Regions from separate parts of the Homo sapiens genome. Here region 2 is linked to region 1. The links are chromatin contacts, found by Hi-C or POLR2A ChIA-PET in ENCODE. All regions are on one chromosome and are shown on one strand. Each heading gives the region's core, a stretch centred on a gene start or an enhancer-like site at or near the end of the contact. The rest is flanking DNA. Distances are from core to core; before and after follow the strand shown.

Region 1 (7,323 bases), core at 904-3,403:
ACTGTGACAAAGACAAAGGCCTCTGTGTTTGGGATGGCAGGGAGGGGGCCAGAGGCCGAGTCAGGGCTGGCATGCTGATAGTCTGGGAAAGGCCTCCCAGGGCAGAGGAAAGCCCACAATGCCACTCTGAGTTGGCCGCTCTTAGCACTTGGAAGTAGCTTAGTTGGGTCCTGATACACAGTAGGGGCTCAGCAAACATTTGTTGATTGATTATTTGGCAGGGTGGCGGGGTTGGGGGTAAGGGATGCCTTTAAGCTGAGGTGGGTAAAGGGAATGTCCTTTCCCTTTCTCCTGCCCACGGGAGCGCTGAAGGTGCTGAATTTCCCTGGCTTGTTCAGAGGCCACCTCTTTGCTTCCTTGACCTCTCCCTGACATTGGGCTCTGACGCATGTGGGGTAATGCACAGGCTTTGGAGTCAGCCTGACCCGGGTTCCTACAACCTCCCTGAGCCTCAATTTTCTCGTCTGTAAAATGGGGGCAATAATACTCAGGCCAGGGAATTGTGAAGATCATCCTAGAAGGTGTTAAGCACCCTCTGGCCTAGAGCCAATGTTGGTCATTCTTATGGTCCTTAATTTGGATGCCCCGTGGCTCGCTGCACCCCCATGTATAAAATAAATCCTTGATCCACCGAACGTACACCGGACAGGCAAAGGGATGGAGCGAAGTCAAGGATGCCTCATTTAGCCCCAGCCATGCAGACTATACTTCGGGGTAGATTTATCCCCAAATGGATGTTTACGTATCAGACAGGGGATGCTTCCCTGTCTGAGGGTCAGATGGACGGGTGGAAGGGTTATCTGTGGTGCTGGCTCTAAGATATATGGTCCCTCAGGCCCCTCTGGGCTCCAGACTGCAGGCCTCCAGGGGACGAGGGGGGCAGAGTGGCCTGGGGTTTTGTTTGGCAACACTGGCCTATTATCTGGCCCAGGCTGTGTTTCCAGGGCATTGTAAATAGCACCCGCTTGGCTCTGGAAGGAGGAGCCGCAGATGTGGCTGAGGCAAAATATATGGTAAGGTGGGAGATTTGAAATGATAAACTCGAGGCTTGTGAGCCAAAATACAGGCTGGGGCCATCTCCAGGCAATAGGACACCAGGGAGGGCTCAGCCTGGATACCTCTGTGGTGAAGGCCTGACTCACAAAGCCAGACAGAGCCTGTGCTCAGTGGCCCATGGGCCAGGGCTGCCGGCTCTGTTTGCTTCCATCTGCCTCTTTGTAGAGAGCCTGGGCTGCTTCCTAAACTCAGCCAGAGGAGTGAACAGAGCTTGAGCCAGATTTCAGGTCTAGAGAGAGAAGCAGGAGAAAATGTGAGGGTATATTCACCTGCAAAAGGCCAGCCACTGTGTGTTCCAACCGAGAAGGAGGGAATCCTTTTCTCTTCTTTTATTCTATTGTCTTCTATTTTAATTGAGGTATAATTTACAAACAGTGAAACACACAGATCGATGTGTTTTTGACAAATGAATACGCCCATGTGACCCACACCGGATCCAGATATGGAACATTTCCATCAACCCACAGAATTTCCCTCCTGTCCCTTTTGTCAATGTGCTCCCACCCACTGTCTCCGTGTTCTGATTCGTATCATCATAGATTAGTTTTGCCTGCTCTTGAACTTCATATAAATGGAATCATGTGGTAGGTTCTATTTTGTGTCTGGCTTCTTAGCTCAGCATAATGTTTTTGAGATTCATCCATGTTGAATGATGTATTTTGCTTCTTTTAATTTCTGACGTATGAATGTGCCACAGTTTGTTTATGGGAGGAAACTTGAGATTCCTTTCATTGCGGTAGGATTCACATCTATCCAGCATCAATAGAGTATCTGCCAGGGTTTTGAGAGTTAAGCTGGTCGGTCCTTAGTGGATGTTTAAAGTGTTCAGTGTCACCTTCTTTGTTCCCAGACAACTTCCCCATTTCTGTGTCTTGCTGTAAAAGACCATAATGCCTTTTCTTCCCTCCATGGACTGGAGCTGCCTTTATCTCCTGGAGCTGGGAAGTTCAGATCATTTGTAGAGGGGCCCCTGGTTTCCCCATAAGACAGAATGTTATTCTTTAATCTGAATTGAGCTGACACGTGTTGACAGACAGGGGTGTCTGGCCCTGCATGTGGGAAACACAGGTCCACGTGCAAGACTGGAGCCTGTGGTGGGGAGACACTGGTGACCCGGAGCCAAGAAGTGACATGATGAAGCTGTTTTACCAGCAGGACGGCCCTAATGGCAGGGACCACGTCTGTTCTGTTCACCGATGGGAAGCCAGCACATAGCACAGAACCTAGCAAGCAGTGGGCATTCCATAAAGAGGTGTGGGACCAACTAATGGCTTGGAAGAGGGAGAGTTGGGCCAGCAGATGTACTGTCACGTTCCTGACATGCAAAGTCTGGGCTAGGGCGGCCCTGCTGGGGAAGGAAAGGAAGAGCCGTGGGAGAGACTTTTTACAAAGGAAAACCGAACAGGACTGGATGACTGTGGAACATGGGAGGGACACAACAGAGAGCAGAATCCAAAAGTCGTGCAGTCTTTTTGGAAGAGCACTGGACTGAAAGTTGAGTCCCTCCTGCACCTTTTGGCATATAACCTGGGTAACTCATTTAACCTGTCTCAGTCTTAGAGTCCTTATCCATCAAATGATCAGTTTGCTAGGGCTGCCATAACAAAGTACCACTAAGTGGGTGGCTTAATGAAACAGAAATCTATAGTGTCAGTTCTGGAGGGTAGAAGTCTGAAATCGAGGTGTTGGCAGGGTCATACTCCCTCTGAAATTAGTGGAGAATTTTTCCTTGCCTCTTCTAGTGTCCGGTGCTTTCCGACAATCCTTGTCATCCCTTGGTGTAGAGACACATCACTCCGATTTCTGCCTTCACCGCTGCATGGCCATCTCCTCCCTGTGGCCTTCACATCCTCTTCCCTCTGTGTATGTCTATGTCCAAATTTCCCTCTCCTTATAAATACAGCAGTCATACCAGATTAGGAGCTCACTCTACTCCAGTATGACCTCATCTTCACTAATTACTTCTTCAATGACCCTATTTCCAAATAAGGTCACATTCGGAGACACTGGGAATTAGTACTTCAATTATCTTTTTTGGTGACACAATTCAACCCATAACATGCCACCTGCCACAAGATTGAATGAGGCAATCCTTTGTCATTGTTGCAGGTAAGGCAAGAATCAGGGGAGATTTTGGCCAGAGACCTACTTTTAACATTCTATGTGACCTCGTTCAAATCTCTTCTCCTCTCTGGATCTCAGTTTCCTCATCTACAAAATGATCTGTAATGTCTTCCCTAGATGTAAATCCCACAACTCCTTGACTCTGAAGCTCTGAGGTTTTGAGTCTGGGGGCCTGGGAGAGCTGTGGAGCTACTAACAGATATGGGGAAGTCAGGAGGGTAAGCCAGTCTGGGGATCAGAAGCTTCCTCTAGGTTCCATCCCTCATTTGGGAACTCAGCCCTCTTCTCCTGGTGGCCGGGACCCTGGAAAGTCCCAAGCATCTTCTATCCCCATCCCCTGCGCCATCACCCCTACCTTAGTGAGGCTCAGAAGGAGGGAGGGCTGCTATAAATAGCACCCTGGAATCAAAAGGCCCTCTTCCTGTGCAGGAAACACAGCGGCCTAATGGAGGCAGGAAAAAGGTGTTTCCGAAAGAGAGGCCAGAAAAGGGAGGGGCAGTGGGGATTCGGGAGCCAGATGGGTTCCCGGGTGCTGGAGCAAAGGTGCTGTGAAGGGAGATGGGGGGCGGGGGGCGGGGCAGATTTAATAACAGCTTCTGGGGTACTACTTGAGGTCGGCCTATCTGGAACCCCAAGAGAACAGTCTGTGGAAAAGGCCCAAGAGGTATTTGAGTTGGGAGACTTAGGATTTCAGGTCCGAAAGTGGGGATTGAAAATGCCACATTCATTAATTCACTGATCCATTCATTCATTCACTAGATATTAGCCACAGCTTAGGACTGTCCTAGGTGCTAAGGACAAACAGTATAACGCTCTTTTATAAAAAATAGTCTGAGACCTGGAGCAGTGGCTCATGCCTGTCACTTTAGAAGGCCAAGGTGGGTAGATTGTTTGAGCCCAGGAGTTTGAGACCACCCTGGACAACATACAGAGTCCCCATCTCTACAAAAAATAAAAATAAAAAAATTAGTCGGGCATGGTGGTGGGTGTCTGTAGTCCCAGCTACTCGGGAGGCTGAGGCAGGAGACTTTCTTGAACCTGGGAGGCAGAGGTTGCAATGAGCTGAGATCGCACCACTGCACTCCAGCCTGGGGGACAGAGGAAGACCCTGTCTCAAAAAAGAAAAAAAAAAAAAGGTCTGGTAAGCAAACCAGTGATTACACCCCAGTTGTAATAGCTCAGGACAGTGGGGGGACAGTGGAGGGACTGTAACCCCTGGAGGGGCAGGAAGGGCCTCTTGGGAGGTGAATTCCTCCTCCTGGGCTTGCAGGAATTAAGTCAGGCAAAGACTGGGTTGGAGGGGAGGGAACTGGGGGGCCTTCCAGGCAAGGGGAGAAAAATACTTGGACTCTTCCCCTCTGCTGTCCTAGCCCCAACCTTAGTCCAACCTGGGCCAGCAGCAGAGGTCTAAGGACCAGCCCTGCCCCCTCCATAGAGGCTTGCCACCAGTCCTTGGGGCCCTCTCTGGAGAAATGCCCCTCTCCTCACCAGCAAAGAGCACCATCCTCCAAATGCCTGTGTGGAAAACGGGTCTCAAGTGACCTCTCAATGGAGAGCCCTAGAAAATCATTAGTGTTCCCCCTGTAAAAACAGGGGCTTAATTCTACGGGCAAATATCTCAGGCAAAAGCTCAGACCAGTAGACTCGTCTCTGGTGCAAAGGAGGAAGATGAGTCAGCCAGGGTCCCGGGAACCCTGACTCCATGATCCTGCCAGACCACAGGGCCCCCACTTAAGGCTTGGAGGGGGCTGAGATGAAAATGATCTACTGTTTCTCTTAGGAAGCCCTAGGGAAGTCCAGTTTGGTGTCAAGTTGAAGATTTCTATGCATTCCCACGGCACCAACTGTGATGGTGAAATGCCACATTTCAGCCCCAATCATTCAGCCAGATTGGATTGCAATTAGTACCTGAGGCAGGAGCCCAATGCCCTCTGAGGTGCCTGGGTGAATTTCAACTTCTGTGCTGCTCCTTTTGTGAAACAATGCAAGAGATTCTGGAAGAAAGACAAAGGGTTGGGGGATGTGCTTGTCCAATGTCCTTCAGCACAGCCCACAGGACAGCCTTCAGACGTGTCCTGAGGCTTGTGTGCCCAATCACACATGCAAGGAATTAGGGGCCTGCCTTAGGGCTTGATTCCAGGACATTTACTCCCCATGGGGAGATCACTTACAAAGCTGCACTGTGGCCCCAGAGGTTCCCCTGGGCTAGTCTTAGAGAGAATTAAAGTCAGAAACCACCCAGCCTCCCCAAAACACTTAACTACCACCTCCAAATTAGCACCGTCCTTGGCTGGTAATCAAATTCTAGGAGATAGTTCCTGATCTTCCCAGTTTTCAGGTGGGTTAACTGAGGACCGGCTTGCCCACACCACTTAGGCTAGATAGAACAAGTAATTAAAGCCCAGAAATAGCTGGCTGAGATCCAGCCTGTTTAATGTAATAATGCTGAGAAATGTCAAACGTGGTTTTGTTCCAATAGGAGTGGAAGGGATGAAGAGAGACAGGAAGAAAGCACTCTATGTAGTTTCTGGAGTTGGCTGTAGAAGGACGAAAGGACTCCTCAGGGGCTGCGGAAAGGAAGCCATCTATGTGCTGGGCGGTGACTGAGCTGTGCATGGAACCCTGCGCAAGGGGCTTGGAGGGGCAGAAAGGAGGAGGCCTGGACTCCAAAAAACAAAAACAGAAACCAGGGATAAGAATAAGGGTGAAACAGAACTGGGTTTCTATCCTGCTGCCTCTTCCTAGCTGTGCGACTTCGTGCATATTATTTATCCCCTCAATGTTTTCGTGCTTTGTAGGAGCCAAGGGAAAGCTTTCCCACCACCCTCTGAAACTTCACTGAAAATAAACTGACGATATGTAGATAAAAGGCAGATAAACTTATTTAACGTGCATAAGCTCATGGGAATCACAGGAGAATGGTCACTCCATAACCCAGTGAGGTCCAGAGGCTTATATACCCTTCTACATAGGGGAAGGGGAAATGCGGGCCATATGGCCATTTTGAAGAGTAGGCAGTGATTTTTCGGGGAAATGAATGAGCCCAGTGCTCAGATAATGGTTAGTAAATCATTCTCTTTGGGAATTGAATGGAACCAAAGAACGAACACTGGTTTGGGACAAAATTTGTCTGGGATCTAGGTGTGGTGTTTTTTGTTTGTTTGTTTTGAGATGGAATCTTGCTCTGTCGCCCAGGCTGGAGTGCAGTGGCACAATCTCGGCTCACTGCAACATCTGCCTCGCGGGTTCAAGCGATTCTCCTGTCTCAGCCTCCTGAGTAGCTGGGATTACAGGCGCACACCACCACGCTGGCTAATTTTTGTATTTTTGGTAGAGACGGGGTCTCACCACGTTGGTCAGGCTGGTCTTGAACTCCTGACCTCGTGATCCACCCGCCTCGGCCTCCCAAAGTGCTGGGATTACAGGCGTGAGCCACCGCGCCCGGCACAGGTGTGGTGTTTAATTTTCAGTCTCTTCCTCTGTGATATGAATTTTAATCTTCTATGGTTAATAAAACTTCAGGGAAGGAATCAAAAGCAATTGTGTTCCTCTTTGGGGTCTGGCTTCTAGGGAGATAAGAGAATTCCAGAGAATAGTCTCATCCTGTGCTTTGAGAAAGATGGATGATTGAGAGGCAGGAGTTGGGGTGGGGGAAGTCAGAGGTACCTTGAGTCTGCTTCTTTAGTTCAGCATGTCAAAAGGCCATATTATGGGGTATCGTTTTCTGAGCCCCAACACCTTCATCTGTAAAATGGGAATAATTTTAACCTAGCTCATTGGATAACCTTGTTCACAAGGATTGAAGGAGATAACGCGTATAACACCTTTAGCATAGCGCCAGGCATATGGAAAGGGGTTGTTGATAGCTCTTGGCCTTCTGGAGCCCGTTTCCCCTCTGTAAATTGGGGGTTATTTATGGTCCTTACGGGCCTGCCGAGAGGCTACCATGAATTGTGGTTATAAAGGGCCTGGCTATGAAATAGATGCTCAATAAATGTTTCCTGCCCTTGAGAAGCTCCCCATCCATTTGGAGAGACCAGAAGCACACCCTTGGAGGATCTGACACTGGAGACTCGCACATAAACCACCAGGAACAGTGCTCTTCCAACAGTTGCTGCTTTTAAGTCTCTTGTAGGTTGGGGG
Region 2 (7,535 bases), core at 2,704-5,203, 45 kb after region 1:
TGTGCTGTCTCAGTCATCACTTACGTGTCCCCTGCAACCAAGGTGCCCTTCTTCTGCCTCTTCCACCAAGCCATGTCCTTCCTGATGCAGCATTCTCCTCCTCTAGGATGCTCATTAACTAACTGTGGTTAACTTCGCTTCGGGACTGCGTCCTCTTCAGTTATGTGCATCACTCATACCAGAGATGCTGTGGAGTCATGGTTTAGAATATCAGCTCTGGAGCCAGCAGCCTGGGCTTAAATCTTAGCGACCCCACGTCTTGATTGTGTGATTAAGGCAAGCGCCTTAACCTCACTGCATCTCAGTTTTCTCACCATAAAATGATAACAACAACATTATCTACCCAATGGGGTTTTGTGAAAATGAAATGAGTTGATACACATAAAATGCTGGAAGCAATGCCTGGCATGTGGTACGTGTCCATCAGTGTTTGCTGTTATTATTTCTCTCTTGAGCCTCTGTCCACCTGTAGACCCCATCTCTCCCATCAGGCTGGGAAATTGCCAAGGGCACCTTCGTGTATCTCTCATTAGTCCAAGGGCTTCCTGATGACAGGGACTCTCTTCCCTTCTTTGGGGTACCCTAACCCCAGCCCTGAGGTTAGCTCAAGTTAGCCCAGGGTTTTGGATGCACTGAAGAGGGAGCTTGGTCAAGCCAGTCCTGTTACTGGCTGGGCTCATGTGAAAGAACCACAGCAGCTCATGGGCTGGACTTTCAAAGAACTCCTCAGGACTTTTTGTTTGTTTGTTTGTTTATGGATCAGGAAAGGGCAGACACTGTCACTCTCTGGCTCTGTCTTTGGCCCAGACTTAGTGCCTGGTCATGAGATTCCCATTTCCATCATTCTCCAGTTACTTCCTGTGGCCACTTATTCCACCATATTTATTGAACATCTACTATATTTACAGGACTGCACTAGGTGTGGGAGATAGAGTGGTGAACGAAATATGGTCCCTGCCCCAACAGAGTTTCCAGCCCAATGGGAAGATGTTGGACAAGCAGGGCGGGTTGTTTTTTTAGTTTGTTTGTTTTTTGTTTGTTTGTTTGTTTGTTTGTTTCTGAGATGGAGTTTTGCTCTTGTTGCCCAGGCTGGAGTGCAATGGCGAAATCTCGGCTCACTGCAACCTCCGCCTCCTGGGTTCAAACAATTCTCCTGCCTCAGCCTCCTGAGTAGCTAAGATCACAGGTGCCCACCACCACACCCAGCTAATTTTTGTATTTTTAGTAGAGATGGAGTTTCATCATGTTGGCCAGGCTGGTCTCAAACTCCTAACCTCAAGTGATCCTCCTGCCTCGGCCTCCCAAAGTGCTGGGATTACAGACGTGAGCCACCGTGCCTGGCCTGGCAGGGTGGGTTTTAACAAGGGAGAAGCAACGAGAACATTGGTCTAGTCTAGGAGGTTAGGGAAATGGTCACTGAGGAAGCGATCTTGTGATGAGAAGTTAAGGACGAAGAGGAGAATCAGTGAAGGGGGTTGAGGAGAGGGAGCATTCTAGGTCTTCTGCAGTCCCATCTGGCTTCCCAGCCTTCACCCAGCTAAGGCACCCAGCATTTCTCAGGATTCACACACATTGGCCTTGGCCAAATACCCCCCTACACTCTCCTTCTTCCCCTCCGGCCTCACTCTGAAGACAGCTAAGCTGTCTTCCTGGGGGCTTCCTGGTCAAGGCTCACTGTGCAAACTACAGACTATCACATAATCTCCTAACATGCCCCTGGGGCCCGCTGGTTAAAGCCTGAGAAGAGGATCTGCAAAGATCCCTTCCCACAGGCTGCAGAGCCCGTGCTCCACCGGGCTGAGGGCCAAGCTGGGAGTCCATAAGGACCCCTTCCCACAGGCTGCAGAGCCCCTGCTCCACCAGGCTGAGGGCCAAGCTGGGAGGACCTGAGGCACAGGAGCCGGGTTTCCTCCCTCACACTCCTGCGGAAGCTCAGCCCCCATGCTCCACCTGCTTCCTGTTCCGCGGGGAAGATTTCCTGGTCTGTTTCCTTGGCAGCTGTGTCTCATTTCCTCCTGCTGTGCCCGTGATGTCCTGGCCCAGTGTGACGAGGTGAGGCAGGCCCCTCCCCTGTGAGGTGTGCCATCTCCTGCCCAACTCCATTGCCCCAGATTCCAGAGAGCAGAGTCGGGGAAGTAGGCCCCACCCACCTTGGCCAGGGAGCAAGGGGAGGGAGTTCAGCTGCAGGATGCCTGGGCGTCAAGATGTCGTCAATGCCTCCAATATATACTGAGTGTCTACTACGTGCCAGGCATGATACCAGGCGCCAGGTGGCCAAAGCTAAGTGTTCTTCAAGAAGGCAGCTTTGGAGATGAGCCAGGTATACCTGGTGACTGAGCAGCCAACGCTATGTACACAGTGCTCTGGCAGCTCAGGGCCACTTACAGAAGGTCAGAGAGGCCTTCCTGGAAGGGATGACGTCTGAGCTGAGCTTGGAGGATGAATAGAAATTAGCTAAGGATAAGCTTGAAACCTCGTGGTGTGTGGATAAATGATAAACTATTCAGTAAAACTTGAAGATAAAGAATGAGGCAGGGCAGAGAGATGAGTCTGGGAAATAGGGAGGAATCAAGTGCTGGAGGATCTTAGAGGACCCCCAAGAAACTTGATTTTACCCCGTAGGAGGGTCGTTATCAGAACCACAATTCGATCAGGTCTTTTTGGCCTCAGGGTGGAAATGGTGTGAGTGGGCCATGCGGCGTGGGGCCGGGAGAACAAAGTGTGTGTCCTGGTGAGGAATCGGAACTGCCTGAGTTAGGGTGGTAAGACCAGAGAGCAAGGGCCAAGAAAACTGGCAGGACCACAGGACCAACTGGATGTGCTTCGCCTGGAATAGGAGCAGGGGGTGGAGCTGTGACCTTGGACAATCTCTCACACTCTCCAAACCTCAAGTTCATCATCTGTCAATTGCCTTCCCCCGACTAGAAGGAGCTGAGCTAATGGATGCAGTAAAAGCAGTGGGTGAGGGCAGTCATCGTGTTGCCATTTTAAAAAGGCTGTGAAACTACAAGCTGGTAGGGTCCCGGCCATGAGGAACCCGAGTCTTCAGTTTGGGGACAGAAGTAAGTGGGAGGGGGGTGTTATTGTTTTCTGTGGCTTACCCTGGAGCTGATAGGCTATACAGAGGCCATGACATCCCTCCCCCTGCCTCTGGACAGATGATCATTATCAGGTGGGGCATTGGCATCAGGAAGGAGCTGCCTGTCATTCAGAAAACATTTCTGGAGCCTCTAGTGGGGACAGGACTTTTGTTGGCCCCACTTAGCATATGGGGAGGCATAAGGCCAGATCTCTGCCTGCTGACAGTCACCCACCCTGACAGCCTCCCCACTTGGGCTTAGCTGGCCAGGTTGGGCCCCCCAGGAGGCAAAACCCTGCAAGGAGAACCCTCTGGGACAATGAGGTCACACTCTCTTTGGATCACGTGATTCAAGGTTCCCAGCTCCTCCTCATGTCATTTTCTTGTATCCAACCCCAATCTTTATGGCTAGAGGAGGACTTCCTTTTGCAGGGCCTGTTTTCAGTGGGAACAGAGAACAAAGGCATTATATCTGCAAGGTCCATGAGCCAGCCTCCCTTTGACCTTCACTCTGGAATCAGCCACCCTAGTCCATTAACCTCTCCTTGGACGGCCCCTTCCATCCCTTTTTCCCAGATGCAATTCCAGTTCCCTGTGCGCCTTGTAAGCACAGAGCACAAAATGAATTTGTTAAGGGTTTCATGAGGTCCTGACCCACAGGTGGTACAGAAGAATGGATTCTCTGGCAGTTCAGAGTCTGTGGCAGGCAGCCAGCGAAATCCAGGACTTAGGGCCCACTTCGATGCTCAAGTCATGGGAGCTTCTCTCCATGAATTTTGCGTCTGTCATGAGCCCCTCTTACTAGGAGGGGGAACCATCAGGCAGGCTTCCGAGCGCCTGCTCTGATTCTCTTCAGCGCCACTCACGCAATTGCTATAAAAGAGACCAGGCTCAGGGACAGGGGGAGGGAGGGATGGCGTCTGTGTCATAAACAAGGAGAGATATTTAGTGGTTTTTAAGCACCATAGGCATCTCCAGGGAGAGTTTGAGGGGGAAAAAACAACACTTTATTTGGAAACAATTCTGCTGAGATACAATCTTGTCTCAGCTTCACTTTCTCTGCTATTTATTATGAAGTGCTATGTGCTCAAAAATAGGGGCTGAGTTTTAAAGTCACAGGCCAAGCTCTGGGCTCTGAACCGAGGAGACAGCTTGGGCCCGGTTATCTGCCCTAGAGAGGAAGGGTCTTAAGCAAAGCGGCTCATCTGTGACTCGGGATACCTCATTCTTCCAACTCCTGGGACGTAGGCCCCAGTCATCCCTGAAAGCCTTTGTACAGTGAATGACCTCTGTACCAGAGGGGTCCCCAAGGCTGGAGCAGAGAAAAGCCCCAAAGGAGAGACTCTCCAGGTCTCTCCAGGTTGCTGAGTGAGCCTCCTCCCTTGACTTGCTTTCTCTGTTTCTCTGTGACTTTCTCTTCCTTTTACTCCTGCCCCATGCCCTGTGTGGTGCTATCCTGCTCTGAACCAAAAGTGGACAATAACCCCAACGACTTCTCCTTTTCCCCTGAAGCATGGTGGAGACAGGCTGGAGTTTTCAAAAAGTTTGTGTCTCTTCAAACATGGATCCTGGAACAGAAAAAGAACATTAGTGGAAGAACTGGTGGACTCCAAATACAGTCTATACTTTAGTTAATAGTAATGTGCCAGTGTTGATTTCTTAGTTTTAGCAAATGTACCGTGGTTATGTAAATTCTAAAATTAGGGGAAACTGGGTGAAGCGTAGATGGGAACTCTGTACTATCTTTGCAACTTTTCTGTAAATCTAAAATTACTTCAAAATAAAAACTCAAAAAAATAGGTGAGGGAGTGACAAAAAAAAAATGGACCAAGATGAGTCAGAAATTTCAAGCCTGGGGAGGCTTACAACACTAAGGTACCTGATCCCTCAGTCCTAGTAAAAGAGCAAAGGACTCTCCTGAGCCGAAAAGCCCTCAAGATCAAGTTTGTCCTGGGATCACAATCCTCTAGCACTTGAGAGATTCCCTACCTGAAGTCTGGCTCTGGAAGTTTCATTTCCTTAGTTCTAGGAGCCATCTCCTGGGGAGGTTTGCCCTTCCCTGGGTCTCTGCCAAAGCTGTTCAGTAAACCTGCTGTTCTCTTTTCCTCTTCCCAAGCTCTTGGATACTCCAGGTTGTCTCCTGCTCTGGCTTCTGGTCAGAGACAGACTTATGGCAGCCATAGCAGTCACCCGTCTCATCTAGCTCCAGGGAGCTACTCAGCTGGAGGAGTCTTCAGACTTATTTCAGCTGGGGACCACATAATTTACCTCAGCTCTAACATGGATAGCTGCTGTTGTCTGCATGTTTGTGTCTCTTCAACAATCATGTTGGAATCCTGGCTGGGTGTAGTGGCTCATGCCTGTAATCCCAGCACTTTGGGAGGCTGAGGCAGGAGGATCACTTGAGTCCAGGAGTTCAAAACCAGCTTGAGCAACACAGTGAGATCCTGACTCTATCACACACACAAAAAATTAGCTGGGCTTGGTGGCATGCACCTGTAGTCCCAGTTACTTGGGAGACTAAGGTGGGAGGATCGCTTGAGCCTGGGAGGTTGAGGCTGCAGTGAGCTGTGATCACACCACTGTACCCCAGCCTCGGTGAGGGAGTGAGACCTTGTCTAAAAAAAATATTCTAACCTCCAGGGTGATGGTATTAGACAGTGGGACCTTTAGGGGTGATTTGGTCATGAGGGCAGAGCCTTCTTTGTGAATGGGATTAGGGCCCTTATAAAAGAGACCTTAGAGAGACTCTTCACTCTTTCCAACGTGTGAGGACAGGGCAGGAAGGTGCCATATATGAACCAGAAAGCAGGTGCTCACCAGACACTGCATCTCCTGGCACCTTGAATTTGGGCTTCCACCCTGTGGAACTTTGTGAGAAGTATATTTCTATTGTTAAAAGCCACCCAGTCTGCAAAATTTTGTTAAAGCAGCTAGAACAGACTAAGAGAAGGGCCAATATTTAAAAGAGTTGAACTTGAAGCTAGATAAAGCAGGAGAGTCCCCTAGCCCAGCATCCCTTTCTACTCCCTCATGGCAGCCTCAGTGGTGGTGTCGAGGAGGGGATCCACAGGCCCTTTGGAAACCTCTGAGTTCCAGCCAGCTCAGGTTATCAGCTGCCCCCTCTCTGGAGCACCTCAGGATGGGTTCCGCAGGTATATTTCCCATACCCACCCTTCCACTGACCCACCAGAGAGAATGGTTTTTCAAAAGTCCACCTTTTAAGGGTCTAAAATGAAAAAAAACACCAATCCAATTAGAACATGCCACCAGCATCAGAGGACTTCTTTCTCCACCAAATCACTGTCAAGGCCACCTCCTAAAGTCTTTCCTAAGTCTTTCTTGCTGCTGCAGTTTCAAGCTCTTTTCTTTATGTTTCTTCCCAGGGCAGGAGAAAAAGAATTGGACCCCACTGGGCCTAAAAAACTCCTTGTTCTTAAAGTTGCAATTCGGTTCTTCTCTAAGTTTTTTTGTTTTTGTTTTTGTTTTTTCTTTTTTGAGATGGAGTCTCGTTCTGTCACCCAGGCGGGAGTACAGTGGCGCGGTCTCGGCTCACTGGAACCTCTGCCTCCCAAGTTCAACAATTCTCATACCTCACCCTCCTGAGTAGCTGAGATTACAGGTGTGTGCCACCAGGCTGGCTAATTTGTTTTGTGTTTTTAGTAGAGACAGGGTTCCACCGTGTTGGCCAGGCTGGCCTCAAACTCCTGACCATCTCAGCCTCCCAAAGTGCTGGGTTTACAGGCTTGAGCCACTGCACCTAGACTTAAGCTATGTTTTTTTTTTTTGGTTTTTTTTTTTTTTGGTTTTTTTTTTACCATGAGCTCATCCAGAGTTCTTCAGCCTTGGGCCACAGAGCCAGGCCTTCTGCACCCCTTGAGAGCTGCTCTTGGCTGGGGCATGCTCCAGGGGGACAGGGCTGGAAACCAGCTACCCCTCAGCTCCTACTCACACTCCTGCTGACTTTCACCAGTCCCCCTCAGCCCCCTCACCCAGCCTCCCCATCCTGACAAGCCTGGCTCAGGCCAAGCAGAAATGGTAGCAGCATTCCTCTGATGCTGTTGGTATTATTGGAAAAGTCAGCTTCAAAACCACAGAGGGATTTAGAGTACTGGGGGCGAGAGCTCGGGAAGGAGTGTAGACAGTGAGACAGCTGAATTAAACAGTGTCGGTGTGAGTCACTGCTCTCCTGCCTGCCGCCCCAGTCCTGGCGTGAACCTAGAAGCTGGTGAGACAGTTATCTTCTCAGTGAGTTAAATTGCTCTCTGAGTACAGAACCAGGGAGACTGGACTGAAAATTACAGCAGGAAAGGTTTAGGCTAGACATCAAAAATAATTCTCTGAACTTCATGGGTCCCAAAAGATTTTACGGTTTCCTGGGAGGCATCCAGTATTTTGCCAAAGCTCCACCTGCCTGCAGTAACTCAAGTCAATCCTGCCACCTTAAGTATCTCTT

Evidence for each region. A loop is a pair of places that touch in the nucleus more often than their neighbours do. ChIA-PET counts read pairs that join two places held with the same protein, here RNA polymerase II (POLR2A). Pooled maps may share reads with other maps.
Region 2: a map of endothelial cell of umbilical vein shows a loop between it and region 1 (3-fold over the local background). The contact joins two enhancer-like sites. A Hi-C loop is called at or near these places in 8 of 168 maps with a recorded cell type or tissue (MCF 10A, Right ventricle myocardium inferior, ascending aorta and 4 more) and 4 of 50 pooled maps. POLR2A ChIA-PET finds 5 or more read pairs at or near these places in 5 of 52 experiments (A549, AG04449, AG04450 and 2 more).

The regions. Positions count from the first base shown.
Region 1 is chr1:201,552,123-201,559,445 of GRCh38, forward strand. The region is part of intron 1 of NAV1 (neuron navigator 1); the gene reads left to right. Among named protein-coding and RNA genes, the nearest start is that of NAV1, 17 kb to the left of the region's middle. Within about 2 kb of position 2,154, at least 6 of the 41 ENCODE cell types and tissues checked have a DNase peak (open chromatin) inside an H3K27ac peak, as active enhancers do; they include endothelial cell of umbilical vein, where a contact is called at or near this core.
Region 2 is chr1:201,595,783-201,603,317 of GRCh38, forward strand. The region is part of intron 2 of NAV1 (neuron navigator 1); the gene reads left to right. It overlaps LOC124904482 (a long non-coding RNA gene), which reads right to left. Exons shown (of 2, transcript XR_007066789.1): 2 at 4,064-4,647. Among named protein-coding and RNA genes, the nearest start is that of NAV1, 60 kb to the left of the region's middle. Within about 2 kb of position 3,954, at least 7 of the 41 ENCODE cell types and tissues checked have a DNase peak (open chromatin) inside an H3K27ac peak, as active enhancers do; they include endothelial cell of umbilical vein, where a contact is called at or near this core.